Linked DNA regions of Homo sapiens: regions 1 and 2 are each linked to region 3. A link is a contact called in ENCODE Hi-C or POLR2A ChIA-PET data. All regions are on one chromosome and are shown on one strand. The core of a region is the stretch at or near the end of the contact, and the rest is flanking DNA. Distances in the headings are between cores, read along the strand shown. Region 1 overlaps CCDC88C (coiled-coil domain containing 88C). Region 2 overlaps TTC7B (tetratricopeptide repeat domain 7B). Region 3 has its middle 18 kb from the start of RPS6KA5.

Region 1 (2,700 bases), core at 81-2,580, 300 kb after region 3:
TCCCACCAGCAAATCCCACCAGCAAGTCTGGCACCCTAACAGAGGGATGGCAGGCACCTGAGCTGGGGGCACTGGGAGCAGAGGAGAGCGGGGAATCCAGAAAAGCTCCAAGAAGGAGGTGGCCGGAAGCTGAAATGGGAAAGAACAAGGAGCAGGTGACATCCAGGTAGATGGCAGTGGTGCGGGGGGGGGCGGGCGGGGGGGGGAGGCGTGTGTTAGTGCAGGGAGGGCTAGGAATAAAGGAAAAGGAAGACACAGAAGGTGCCCCCATCTTGTGTCTCTGGCTACAGTCCCACGATGAAGGACAACTGAGAACCAGATGTGCACAGAACCACCGTTCAGGGAGTCTGGACCCAGCCCTGTCTGCACGTTATCTAAACGGTGACAGCAGCAGCTTTGGAGTCCCCTCTGCCGGCTCCACCACCACGTTGCTGCTGGGCCTCGGCATCAAGCCCTGCCAGGTGGCCAGAAAGGCAGGTGGCCGGGCAGGCAGGCATCACTTAACCTAGCGACAATCAAGCCTGTGCCTGGCATGAAGTCAGGCCCCCGGAGGTGCTGGCTGAACCTGAGGCCTTTCCTAGCCGTCAGGTTTTGCTGGGCACTGTGCTCTCAACATGCTCCGGGGCGACACACCATCCTCCCTCCTGCTTCAACACAGGGCAGCTCTGCAGGGGGCAAACACAGGAAGCCACAGTCACCACAGTGAGCCCATAAAGGAAGACAGTCCCAGCTACCTGTGTGTGCGAGGAGTGGGGTCCATTCTAGAGATCCCCAGGAATGCACAAACCGTCCCCAGCCCCTGGGCTCAGGACCAAGGAGGAAGAACTGAGCTGGGACATCTGCTGGGGCCACCTTCTCTCTTCTCCCTCTGGCCTCAGGAGGGCCAAGAAAAACACACACGATACCAGTGCCCTATGGTGGTCTGGACTCAAGAGAGCTGGCTTGGACGCTATGCTGAGAACACTAGGGGCAGGTCTGGCCCTGGGAGCAAGTGTGCCACGGTTCATCAGTGACATCTGCCTGGGGCCAAGCAGAACTTGTGCTGGTCAAATAGCAAAGGATGAAGAGAAGGAAAAATTCTACACACATGGGAACCATGAGTCTCCAGCATGGATAAATAAGACTGTAATTACCCCTCCTTAGCCCCCACTCGCTCCTCCAAAAAAGCTTTCTGGAGGAAACAGACAGCAGAGCAGACATTTCATGCAAACTGGTCTCTTTTCATTACAGGAGTTTGCAGCAAAAGATCAGACTTCATCTAGAGAGCAAGAAACTCTCTATTCTATCACCAAGAATGTATTCTATAGCAGGAAACTGGGGGAGGGCATATCGGGACACAGTTGAAAAGCCGGGGAGGAGGAAGGTTCAGAAGTGACAAGTTTCTAATGACTAATATCTCGGCAGGAAGTGAAAATCTCAAAAGATGTTATCAACTTTGCAGCAGCTGTCCAAGTTGGGGGGTGGGCAGGGGTTGGAGGTGACCTGGCAGCCCAGCCGGTCCCCTGCCCACCCGCACCTGACAAAATCCTCTCTGTCCAGCCACACTTGCCTCCAATGCCTTCCTCAAACCCCTCCGCCGGCAATGATCACTTCCTCAGCAATCAGTGCCCCCAGGCCCCTCTCTCGTGTCCCTGCCTGAGTCCCACACAGGGAACTGAGATCCTCAGGGTCCCCAGGGCAGATGCTGGAACATGCTCACCTCTGAATCCCCCCAGGGCTCTGCACAGTGTGGCCCACAGCAGATGCCTGCCAGCTGCTGGCTAAATGGAACTGGCTGCGGGGAGGAAGGCTCTGGTGAGAACAGAGGCTTTTTGGGACCTCCAACTAAACGCACCCTCCCCCATCTACAGTGTAAAGAACACTTTATTTCGAACAGCAATAAATCAGCATGCTGCATAAACCAGGAGCTTGGCTAGACACACTGTGTCTATTACCTCTCATCCTAACTCTTGCAGGCAGTAGCAGGGTTAAGTCCACCAGGTATCTGCTAATGCAAGGTCCATTTGATCAATAGGTATTTTTCATTGCTTGGAATATTGGAGTAAATGAGAGGGCTAAAGAGGTAAATATATGTCACATGTGTGTGTTAAGAAGCAAAATAAAGGAACATAGGAGGAAGTGACAGAAAACATAGCTCTTACAGACAGGTGGTCAAAGAGGGCCCTCGATGAATCGTCAGCTGAACAAAATGCGAGTGTAGGGAGGGTGTGAGCCAGGTGGACGGGTGGAACTGGAGAATCCCAGGCAGAGGGAACAGCCAGGGGCAAGGGGTTACAGCCAGAACAGGCCGTGCAGTCCTGCTGAGCACAGAGCCTGGGGTGGCCCAACCGACCTTTGAGGCCATTCCAACAGTCTGGCAGCATCTGCAGTGGTCTCTGCAGTCAGGCTCATTCCGAAGCCTCAGGAGGCACAAGGAAGTCTCACACAAGTAACTCACTGTGATCCCAGGGGTAGTTTAAGCTTGGGTTCCAGGCACAGATGACTGGTAGTGGTTACCTAGAGTTCTGTGTTGAGAAGGATTCTGAGGCCAGATCTGGGCTCAGAGACAAAGAGGGCCAAGATCGGTCAATGGTGCCTGTCAGAGCCAGGAATGAAGATGTGGTGACACTCCCTTACGGAGCCCAATGGGACAGGCACTGTAACACGTATGTGGTATACAACATGCCGAGGGGATGTGGGCAAAACACCAGGAACTCTCTT
Region 2 (2,700 bases), core at 14-2,513, 450 kb before region 3:
GCCTTAAGTAATAGGAGTTAAACCTTCCAAATGGAAACATAATTATAAAAAACACGAGAGCTCACAACTGTGAAATCATAAGCTACAAGCCAGGAAACTTCTGCTTTGAAGACAAGCAAAATAATAACAATAATAACAGCAGCTGCCAGACACTTTAAATATTTAATTCCAGATTCTTAACGACAACCCTGCAAATGAGGCTGAGTTAAGTAATTTGCCCAAATTAACACCACTAGTTATTGGTAGAATGGAAATGTAAACCCAAATCCATGTGAATAAGAAACAGAGAAGGATGATTGAAAATCCCACCATACTACTGGCACTAATGAAGATAGCGGCACTAAAGAAGATCCATTGCCAAATATTTAAAACTCCAAAATGTGCAAAGCTCTGTGCTGGCTATGTTTAATACAAAGTGGTATAAAATACAGTCCCTTGCTTACAAAAAATTTACAATCCAATTGGAGAAAAAGACTTGACCACTACTATTGGGCAGGATTTCTAGTTTTGGGCCAGATGATGGCCCTGAAACTTGAGTAGGGCTGCAGGTGAGCAGGCGTTTGGGCTACCAGGGTGTTGCTCCTGGGATCTTTCATATACAGTTCTTTAAAGAACAATCACATTTGGCTGGGCGCTGTGGCTCACGCCTGTTGTCCCAGCACCTTGGGAGGCCAAGGCAGGCAGATCACTTGAGGTCAGGTGTTTGAGACCATCCTGACCAACATGGTGAAACCCCGTCTCTACTAAGAATACAAAAATTAGCCAGACGTAGTGGCACACATCTGTAGTACCAGCTACTCAGGAGGCTGAGGCAGAAGAATTGTTTGGACCCAGGAGGCGGAGGTTGCAGTGAACCAAGATGGCGCCACTGCACTCCAGCCTGAGCGACAGAGACAGACTCTGTCTCAAACAACAAAACAAAAACAAAACAAAACAAAACCCATGAGTGTGCCTGTATGCATATGCGTGTGCGTGTATATGTGTGCATGTGTGTGTGCGCGTGCGCGTGTGTGTGTTTTGTGACTTGTCTTTCATCTAAAAGTCTGGTGCACATAAAATCTGGTTTTTTGAAGGACCTCGTTAATCAAAGTTTTACTTTTCATTAAAACAAATAGAAATACTATTTTACTGTACTTCTGGAATATTTTAAGAATCTCAAGATAACTCTTGAAATAACAACTATGTTTGGATAGGGCAGGGCTTAGAAAGAAGACACAACTGCCCCTGGGGAAGCTCTGGGGCACGCGGCATTGTGACTGTCCAGTGTTCACCTCAGGAAATGAGTCAGAGCGGCACTTGTCAGGGCCATGCTCGGTGTCTCATGCCATTCCCCAGGAAGACTTCGCTGACTCGCTGGAAACTGCTCCCAACCACTGGACATGCACCTCTAGTACCTCACACCCTAGTTTAGTTTTAGCCTTGGCCCCACCCCAGTGAGTCCCAGACTTGGGCAGGGGCCAAAGATAGAGTGAAAAGGGCAGATATTTCTGAATTCTGAGCCGTCCGAAGAACTCTCGATGAAAATAAGTTAGAGAAGTTCAGAGAAATACTAAAGTAATAATTCCCTCCCATCTTCTGTGTCAGTATAAAAAATGTGCTGATTATATCAAGGAAGAAACACACATATTAATACACAAAACCTTCACTAATTAGGTGATCCGTGAATGCTGCAGTCTTAGTAACTGCTTTAGAGGTAACATCACGGGAACCTTGAACATTTCGTATCTTGTGCTGATCTGTGTTTGCGAGCTCCTGGGCTCTGCATGCCAGGGACCTGCTCTTTCTTTGTTTATCTACTGAATGCAGGCAGGAATGCAAAATGGCTGTGCAGAAAAGCATGCGGGATCTGCCCAAGCGGGGCAGCGGCTGAGGGGGCCCTGGATACCTTCCCCATCTCTTGCTGCCTCCTGTCCAGATCGGGGGAGCTGGAGTGAGGCTGGCTGTCAAATATCCGAAGGAAAGTGAGCATCTGTCACCAGGTAAGAGAAATAATGGATCAGGCTGAAGGGGGCAGGGGGCAAGTATGTTGAAATTTTAACTTGAGAAGGCTGTTTGGCAACTGGCCAATCAGAATGGTAAGAGAAGTCAAAAGAGATGTGCCAGTAGCATGTCGTGACCGGGAGAAGGCAGATGGGAATGTGAAACCAGAGAACTCGGCTGGGAACAGAGAGTCTGAGATCAGCCCAGTGCTGCCCAAGGAGAGGGATGTCATCGAATCCATCGACCCAGGCCCTCAGCAGGGAGGAGGGATTCCTTTCAGGTTCCCATGTGGCTGGAAGGAAACTGATCGCAATTCATTTTCACCACCATTTCTGAGGGCCCACCGTATGCTGCTCTTGGAGCCACTGCTCTCCTGGCTGGGTTTCCAAAGCACCCCAATCTCAGAAGGTGTTATATCTCTGCAAACAGCAGCCTCTGGTCCCAGGCTGAGTCACTGTCACTGAAAATCAATACCGTCACTGGCCCGACCTCCGCCAGGTGAGCCTATGATGCTGGGATGACAGCTGTGCACGTCCTGGAGCTGGGAGGCCTCAAATCACCCCGAGGCCCCTCTGGCAACAGCTGGAAGGGATGAGAAAGGATGGAACAGGTCATGTGACCATTCCCACTAGATACCAAATACTGCATGGGGCCTCCCAAAATGCACATCCTCAATAATGTCACGTGAATAATCGAATTCCTCAACGGTTACACAGGAAA
Region 3 (2,700 bases), core at 201-2,700:
TGGTGGTGTGTGTGCCTGTGGTCCCAGCTATTCAGGAGGCTGAGGTGTGAGGATCACTTGAGCCAAGGAGGTGAAGGTCGCAGTGAGCCGTGATCGTGCCACTGCAGTCTGGGTGTCAGAGCAAGGCAAGCAAGCAAGCAAAGAGTGGGGAGAGAGAGAAAGAGAGAGAGAGAGAGAGAAACAAAGAGGAAAGAAGAAAGCGAGGGAGGAAGGAAGGAGAGAGAGAGGCAGAGAAAAAAAGAAAGGGAGAAGGAAGGGAGGGAGGAAGGAAGGAAAGGAAGGAAGGAAGGAGAGAAAGAAAAGAAAGAAAGAAGGAGGGAGGGAGGAAGGAAGGAAGAGAGAGAGAACAAAGAAAAAACAAAAAGAGGCTGGGCACGGTGGCTCACACCTGTAATCCCAGCACTTTGGGAGGTCGAGGTGGGAGGATCACAAGGTCAATAGATCGAGACCATCCTGGCCAACATGGTGAAACCCCGTCTCTATTAAAAATACAAAAATTAGCTGGGTATAGTGGCATGCGCCTGTAGTCCCAGCTACTCAGGAGGCTGAGGCAGGCGAATCGCTTGAACCCGGGAGGCGGAGGTTGCAGTGAGCCAAGATCTTGCCGCTGCTCTCCAGCCTGGTGACAGAGCGAGACTCTGTCTCAAAAAAAAAAAAAGAGAGAGAGAAAGAGAGGAAGGGAAGGAGGAAGGAAAGAAGAAAGGAGAGAGAGAAAGAAAGAGAAAGAGGAAAGGAAGAAAGAGAGGAATGAAGGAAGAAAGGAAGGAAGGGAAGGAAGGAAGGAAGGAAGTTAGTTCCAATCATATTAACTAACTGAAATAATTTTCTTTTCATAGCAAACTATCCCCACAAACAGACTCTGCTTGTAGTGTCTTTCTGGTGCAGTAAACATTAACAGGCCTTAAAATACTAAGCTATTTTGTTTTTATTGTTATTATTATTTTTGAGACAGCTGCTCTGTCGCCCAGGCTGGAGTACAGGGACTCAATCTCAGCTCACTGCAACCTCCGCCTCCAGGGTTCAAGTGATTCTCCTGCCTCAGCCTCCCGAGTAGCTGGAATTACAGATGCCCACCACCACGCCTGGCTCCTTTTTGTATTTTTAGTAGAGACGGGGTTTCGCCATGTTGGCCAGGCTGATCTTGAACTGTTTCCATTATTTTTAAAAGGCAGTATGAATCAGTGTTAATAAAAGCTACTTTGAATGGTATGCTAATGAGCAATTAGATTGAGTTTCCCTGAAAAACTGGATTTAATAACCTTGGCCTACATTTACTTTCAAGGAACTTGGTTGTCTGCTTTGATCCTGAAAATGAAAACTTGTGGTTTTAGAAGCTACTATTTGATGGGGAGGTTGCAGTGAGGAAGAATTTTCCCCTGCAGCGGGTCTCCTTTGAGTTCTTTCCTCCCTCCATCCCCCCACGCCTTCATTCACTGTCTTTCTGTGAACCAGCATGTGCCTCATTTTGAAAACACTAGCGTGACCTCAACAACTAAGATTAAAGTAGCAGTTGTTAGAAAATAGCGTAGTCTTGTACCCTAGAGGATGTGGTAGCCCTAAATAAGCAAGAACTGTGCCACATTGAAGTTTTGGGGTTTTGGTTTTTGGTCTTCAAAGTAATTCATTTTCTCTGAAGAAAGCTGGAGAGTCAGGAAACTAAGAAAGAAATGGAGCAAAATGATCTTTAACTGTCCAGGGACAACCTCTGGTAATACTGTGGAATATTTTCTTCCAATATTTCTATTTTGTGTCTGTTTATTTATTTTTAATTTTTATTTATTTATTTATTTATTTATTTATTTATTTATTTATTTTTGAGACAGAATCTCACTCGGTCACCCAGGCTGGAATGCAGTGGCATGATCTCAGCTCACTGCAACCTCCACCTCCAGGATTCAAGCGATTCTCCTGCCTCAGCCTCCCGAGTAGCTGGAACTACAGGCACCCGCCACCATGCCTGGCTCATTTTTGTATTTTTAGTAGAGACGGTGTTTCACCATATTGGCCAGGCTGGTCTCAAACTCCTGACCTCAAGTGATCTGCCCGCCTTGGTCTCCCAAAGTGCAGGGATTACAGGCACAAGCCACCACGCCCAGCCTTATTTTGTGTTTTTTCAAAAATTTTTAACACTTGGGAATCATTCTGAGCGCAATATTATACGCTGCCCTTTTTGGCTTAACATGATATTATCAGAATTTCCCTACATCAGTAAAATGTCTTCATAAACATTGTTTCTTTCTTTTCTTTTCTTTTCTTTTTTTTTTTTTTAAGGCAGAGTCTTGCTCTGTCGCCAGGCTGGAGTGCCGTGGTGCAGTCTCGCTCACTGCAACCTCCGCCTCCCAGGTTCAAGCAATTCTCCTGCCTCAGCCTCCCAAGTAGCTGGGACTACAGGTGCCTGCCACCCCACCCGGCTAGTTTTTGTATTTTTAGTAGAGACGGGGTTTCGCCATATGGGCCGGGCTGGTCACAAACATAAACATGATTTCTAATGACTGCCTGATAGTCCATAATTTGGATTACACTAATTTCCTAACAAATCACCTACTAACAAACTTTTAAGTTCTTTAGAATATTTTATGATTATAAACAACACTGTGATGAAGAGCTTTATGCAGAAAATAATTGCTCACATATCAAATTGTTGTACTAGAAAAGATTCAGAAAAAAAGGTTTGAATGCTTTTATGGCTGTTAAAAAATT

Evidence for each region. A loop is a pair of places that touch in the nucleus more often than their neighbours do. ChIA-PET counts read pairs that join two places held with the same protein, here RNA polymerase II (POLR2A). Pooled maps may share reads with other maps.
Region 1: a pooled map shows a loop between it and region 3 (2.5-fold over the local background). The contact joins two enhancer-like sites. A Hi-C loop is called at or near these places in 1 of 168 maps with a recorded cell type or tissue (B cell), 2 of 37 single-sample maps with no recorded cell type and 7 of 50 pooled maps. POLR2A ChIA-PET finds 5 or more read pairs at or near these places in 6 of 52 experiments (MCF 10A, activated B cell, activated CD4-positive, alpha-beta T cell and 3 more).
Region 2: a loop to region 3 is called in a map of breast epithelium, with 21 times the contacts of the local background. The contact joins two enhancer-like sites. A Hi-C loop is called at or near these places in 1 of 168 maps with a recorded cell type or tissue (breast epithelium). POLR2A ChIA-PET finds 5 or more read pairs at or near these places in 1 of 52 experiments (WTC11).

The regions. Positions count from the first base shown.
Region 1 is chr14:91,372,346-91,375,045 of GRCh38, forward strand. The region is part of intron 3 of CCDC88C (coiled-coil domain containing 88C); the gene reads right to left. It overlaps LOC107984673 (a long non-coding RNA gene), which reads left to right. Exons shown (of 2, transcript XR_001750858.2): 2 at 291-1,906. Among named protein-coding and RNA genes, the nearest start is that of CCDC88C, 44 kb to the right of the region's middle. RefSeq lists enhancers at 1-20, 1,624-1,693. Within about 2 kb of position 1,331, at least 12 of the 41 ENCODE cell types and tissues checked have a DNase peak (open chromatin) inside an H3K27ac peak, as active enhancers do.
Region 2 is chr14:90,623,114-90,625,813 of GRCh38, forward strand. All of the region lies in intron 15 of TTC7B (tetratricopeptide repeat domain 7B), which reads right to left. Among named protein-coding and RNA genes, the nearest start is that of TTC7B-AS1, 18 kb to the right of the region's middle. RefSeq lists an enhancer at 2,306-2,700. Within about 2 kb of position 1,264, at least 11 of the 41 ENCODE cell types and tissues checked have a DNase peak (open chromatin) inside an H3K27ac peak, as active enhancers do.
Region 3 is chr14:91,077,106-91,079,805 of GRCh38, forward strand. It overlaps a transcript of DGLUCY not described here. Among named protein-coding and RNA genes, the nearest start is that of RPS6KA5, 18 kb to the left of the region's middle. RefSeq lists an enhancer at 1,382-1,571. Within about 2 kb of position 1,451, at least 4 of the 41 ENCODE cell types and tissues checked have a DNase peak (open chromatin) inside an H3K27ac peak, as active enhancers do.